Linked DNA regions of Homo sapiens: region 2 is linked to region 1. The links are chromatin contacts, found by Hi-C in ENCODE. All regions are on one chromosome and are shown on one strand. The core of a region is the stretch at or near the end of the contact, and the rest is flanking DNA. Distances in the headings are between cores, read along the strand shown. Region 1 overlaps PLB1 (phospholipase B1). Region 2 has its middle 24 kb from the start of SNORD53B.

Evidence for each region. A loop is a pair of places that touch in the nucleus more often than their neighbours do. Pooled maps may share reads with other maps.
Region 2: a loop to region 1 is called in a map of K562, with 2.4 times the contacts of the local background. The contact joins two enhancer-like sites. A Hi-C loop is called at or near these places in 2 of 168 maps with a recorded cell type or tissue (K562 and gastrocnemius medialis), 2 of 37 single-sample maps with no recorded cell type and 3 of 50 pooled maps.

What each region holds. Positions count from the first base shown.
Region 1 is chr2:28,593,609-28,596,308 of GRCh38, reverse strand. PLB1 (phospholipase B1) reads right to left here. Exons shown (of 58, transcript NM_153021.5): 33 at 2,555-2,628. Among named protein-coding and RNA genes, the nearest start is that of PLB1, 99 kb to the right of the region's middle. Within about 2 kb of position 1,353, at least 31 of the 41 ENCODE cell types and tissues checked have a DNase peak (open chromatin) inside an H3K27ac peak, as active enhancers do; they include gastrocnemius medialis, where a contact is called at or near this core.
Region 2 is chr2:28,950,941-28,953,640 of GRCh38, reverse strand. No RefSeq gene overlaps it. Among named protein-coding and RNA genes, the nearest start is that of SNORD53B, 24 kb to the right of the region's middle. Within about 2 kb of position 1,445, at least 10 of the 41 ENCODE cell types and tissues checked have a DNase peak (open chromatin) inside an H3K27ac peak, as active enhancers do; they include gastrocnemius medialis, where a contact is called at or near this core.

The DNA.
Region 1 (2,700 bases), core at 104-2,603:
TTTTGATCAGAACCATGAAACGTGAAAGGAAGTAGACCCATATCAAACAGCTAGTCCACCTTAGACCCTTCAGATGGATATCATTTATGTTACACTCAATTTATGTTACAGAGCTCAATGGCTGGGCTCTGGTCATCTGTTGTCACCTAAAGTGTACAGAAAAATAGAGTAGATGCTCAGTAACATTTGTTGAAGGAGTTTCAGTCATATGAGATTGACCCCCTAGTTAATAAAACAAAGGCAACTTTTTTGGTAAGTAAATTTTATTTTGATCCTTTGAATGGTCCCAAACAAGCGAACTTATTTCAATGGAAGAAAAGGCAATGCTCTCAAGACCTTGGGGCCCAGCACATTGTTAAGCTGGCCAAAGCTGGAACCGTTCACTACAGAATCTCACAGGTCAAGGGGCCTTGGAAATATTCACAGCCGAGCCTCTTCTGCAGGTCCTGTTCACAGCCACCCACCCCCCATGAATTCTGGGTCTACTTCTCCCCTAATTCCATGAGATCCACTCTTTTCACTTTGTTTCCCAGGGGGAAGAGGCTCAAATTGCATTCTGAATTGATCTAGTATCATTAATTGCCTAGTTTGTCCAATCTAGAAGCTTTAACGGCTCAAAAATTGCTTTTCTCAGATAAGTCTACTACGTGAACACTTTCAGGAGGTGTTAACAGGTGTTATGAACAAAGAAAATGTTCTGGAATTAAGGGAAACATTGGGTTAAACAGATAAAACTTAAATAGATTTCTGCATTGCAGGCCTTATGAGAGCCTTTAATATGCTAATACACACATGAATTCCCCAAAGGAAGGTTATGGTAATGTTTCCCCCTCAGATACAAAGGATTTTCTCTTCTCCAGGAACAGGTCTGGAGTTAATGTTCCATGGAACACACTTTGAGACACAGTAGTCTATGTATTCTACCAAGTGTCAAGCTGTCTCTCAGACCCCGACCTAGAGCTTCCATCTTTAACACACGTGCATTTGGGGGCAGCTATTTGAAACATTTAGGACAAATGAAGGGTTTAAAGGGACAGCAGCCATTGAACCTGAGGCCTTAGAGCTAGAACTAAAAGATTGAGACATTAGGCTGTAATGGACTTCACTTGTTGGAAGAAACAGAGCAATGGCTGAATTTTCCCATCGCTGCAGAAAGAAACTTTTAGTAGAGGACTGCTGGTTCATATCTGAATCCCAGGAGCCCAGCTGGTCGATCTGTTTTAAAGTAGGGCACATCACCTCACTTCCCCAGGCTGCCCCACCAGGTGCACGTCGCGTATCTATCACCTGCAATGTGGTTCGTCTGCTTGATTTTTGTTTCCCATGCTATCGTATGAGGTCATTGCCTTCTTTAGCTGAGACCAAGTGCAGCTGCCAGAACCTCATGCTCTTTCCTGATTGTAATAAGCTCTGCTTTCTCTCCTCTGGTTTTTTTTCTTGTAGCCTCATTAGGAGCAGAATGGTGAGTCAGTGAGGCTCTGATTTGTTCCATGGCAGCCTGTTAGGACCAGGTACCTGACCAAGGACTTGTGGAAACGCAGGGACCTTGGCGCAGGAAGGCACTGACCTCTGTTCTTGAGAGGTTGATGTCCTCATGCTAAGGACAACCTAGGTCCTCGTTGTGGGTGGTACAGGCCGAGTGATGGCGCCTCCCTCTCGCCCTGGAAACCCATCCTCTCTGGGACTCTGCTCAGGTCTGGCCAGAGAACCTTCACAGTCTTGATCACCCCCTCCCTGCTCCCTGTCACTTCCCCAGGAAGCAAACTGACTCAGAAGAAAAGGGAGGCGGCAGCAAAGGTGCTGTCCTGGCTCCGCCACTCATTAGCACGCTGCCCCCTTGTGGCCAGCTTCGTTCTAGTTGTTTTCCCAGGTAAATTCTGAGCTACTCGCCACTTACTTTGAAGCCTACAGGAATGAGAACTTTATTAGGAGAGAAAGAAACTTGAGAATATCTACACGCAACCGCTCGCCTGACACACCCTGAGCTTCTCCACTTCCGTGTTCGGGATGCCCTTTCTCACCCTTTCCTCTTGTCGAATTGCTAATCTTTCAAGACATGGCTGATTGTGATTGTGTCTTGGTTATGGCCTCTCGAAGTGTGCGATGGGTTTCAGAGGTTTTCTGTGCAGATGTGTACATATATGTAAAGGCAGCTGTGTGACTACAAGACAACATGAATAAACACATAAAGACAGTAAACAGAGACGTAGGAACACCACGTGTACACGTATACATGCAAGCGGGGAGGTGAAGATTCAGGGATTTGGTGCTTTTCTGGTGCATTTCCTGTTGGATTTGCTGACCCAGGAGTCTGATAAGAACCCTGGTTTACTTTCTCTGCACAATCAAAAAAAAAAAAAAGATTATCAACAGTAAAATATCCTCTCCACTCACCAAATGTTCACATTTTGCAGAAATATATAGCTTTTTCTTTCTGAAAGCCCCTTCCAGACCAAGTCTTCGACCTCTGGGATTTACATATTTACAGGAGACAAAGCCACACCTAATCTCTGTTGTGGGGGGAACGCTGGGAGAGGTCAAAGGTTAACATTACCTGTATGACAGTCCCCGATACTGTGTGGTGACATCGGGGAGGTCGTCTGGTTTGGAGCCAATTCCATTGCCAGCCTTTGAAAATATACCAGAGTCCATAGGAAAATTAGCAAGTCAGAGAACAGGGAGGCTGTGAATGCACAGGGC
Region 2 (2,700 bases), core at 196-2,695, 360 kb before region 1:
CTTATGGAGCATAAAATTGATGGAACCTTTCTGGAAATTTTGGTATATTTCTTAAGTCTTAAGGGAGTATGTATGTCATTTTTCTCAGTAAGTAGAAATATCTCATAAGGATACATTTTAAGAAAAATACAAAATGTGTCTGAGAATGTTCCCTCTAGCATTACCTACAACAAATTAAAACATGAGAACAGTGAAAGTACAACATGGGTGGAATAGTGAGAACCACAAACATGATTTCAAAGGATAATTGACAATGATATTGTGTGAAAGATGATAAAATGAATATGTAGATGCCAGTTTCCTAAGAAAAGCATGTGTATTCATGCAGAGAGAAAAATTAAAAGGAGACACACCAAAACACTATAGTTATCTCTGTTATATGATTTTATTTTCCTTCTTTGCCAAATTTCCTCAATGAACATGTCACTGGCTTTCAAAACAATAGATTGTTACAATCTTATTTTAAAAAAACATTGTATTAAGTTCCCTTTTTCACCTTTGGAAAGGGGAACTGTGTCCACCCATAAGGCTGTGTCTGGATTTCTTGATAACGCCAAAGACAAAAAAGAATTTCCGTTAGAACTTATTCCCCCATCATGTAACAATTAACTGTTCTGAAAATAATCCCTTAGCCAGACGCTGCACTCTGATGTTCAACGTGTACCCACAGATGCTGCTCCGTGAGGTTCTTACAGCATCCATGAGACAGGTGGCACTGCTGTTACTCTCCTGTCACACTCCAGAAAAAAGAAGTCGAGTTATAACTGCCACACTGTAGGGTGGACCCAGAACTAGCACTCAGCTTCTGGACCCCAATGCAGTCTCTTCTCACAACAGACTGACTTGCATTCCTGTCTGCCCTCCTTTTATTTCTTGTACCTCATCAAACCACAAAAGTCCCCAAATGAAAGACTGCCAGTTGCACAACAATGTGACTATACTTCATGACAGAACTGTATACTTAAAAATGATTAACATGGTAAATGTTATGTATATTTTGCCACAAAAAAAAAGGGAGAGGCCTTTGTCGAGGTTGAGTCATGAATTAACAAGGTCAAAGTCTGGCTGAATCTATCCAGTTTGTTTTTTAGGTATAACCGTATTCCTAGGGAACCCAGGCTCACCAGCAAGCTATCCCTAAACTATGAGAAAGCACCCTGACCAGCAACCCTAAGTGGGTGCCTGAGGAGACTCAAAACATCCAAATTCCAGCCAGTCAACTGTTTGTTTACAATTCCTGTTGACAAAAGGAGAGTGGTCAGCAGGCAGTAAGACGACCTAGCACAACACACAACAGAGTCAAGAACTCCAACCCCATCAGTACAGACAGGCCAGGCTTCGTCCACACCACCAGCTACGAAGGCCACCCAGTTCATTTCTCTTACCCCAGTTCCACACTCTGGTCCAAACGCAATCTTCCAGTTATGAAACTGGTTTATTATGCAACTCTCCTGAGTACAAAGAAGGGTCACCACCCAACGAGAACATCCTGCTCCACTGAGAGGAATGTTACTTGTCGCAAATAAATACAACATGCAAACACAATTTCTCTTGGAAGGCTGGTTAGCAATTCGACTCTGTGAAATTGCATCAAATCTAGAGACAAGAACAAAGCTTTGGCCCAGCTTTGGAACATCATGACCACACACGACCAACTAAGGGAGCTGCCGAGTCCTCGCTCGACTTCAGTGCTGCTTCTGGTCTCTCTGTTGAACTTTCTGGACAGCTCTAGGTCGGGCAGGAATCTCTAACAAATTAAACTACAACAGGGCCATGGGCAAGCCTGGGGGAAAATGTCTTCATTACCTCGTTTTTATTTCCCTTTAAAGGCCCTAATTTTAGCACCCGAAAGATGTATCTCCTCTCTCTCTGAGCCATTATTACCTAGGATATGCCAGGCCATTTTAAAGTGGTAATTTTCAACCTTTGGATTTTTCATATGACATCCAAGCAAACTTCATTTTGCACTGCTTTCTACACAATGACTTGTAATTGTTCTGGGACAACAGGCGTGTGCCACCATGCCCAGCTATTTATTTTTCTCAGAAATATTTTCATATTAAAAATTACCCACATATATATGAACACAAGTTATACTATGGATGGGTACAGACAACCCAGTGTCCTCACACAGAGTCAGCCAGCACCATGCGAAGACGAAGCACTACCCACCCCATGCTTTGTCCACACCGGGCGTCCTCAGTCTGAATGACGCCTGCTAATCCTGTTACACTGCTACGGCTTCTCATTCTGCCACTGCTTTGTGATCCACCGCACAATTCTGTCAGCATAAGGACAGTGCTGAGGTGCCACAAAAGTCAAAAGCTAACTACATTTGATTAAAAGAAAATCTAATTTTATGCCTGAGTTGTCTTCAAAGACATGATCACAAATGGTCACAGGAGGAGCACTGGAAAAGCCACTGCTGCCTGGATGGGTTCACCAGTTATCTTACCAATTACAACTGAAAGAAACTACAGCTAAAGAATGGCAAGAATTCAAATCTGGCCGGGCGTGGTGGCTTGCGCCTAAGCACCACGCCCAGCCAGCACTTTGGGAGGCCAAGGCAGGAGGATCACTTGAGCCTAGGAGTTTAGGACCAGCAACATGGCAAAACCCAATCTCTATAAAATAAATATCAAAATTATCCAGGCCTGCTGGTGTGCACCTCTAGTTCCAGCTACTCAAGAGGATGAGAGG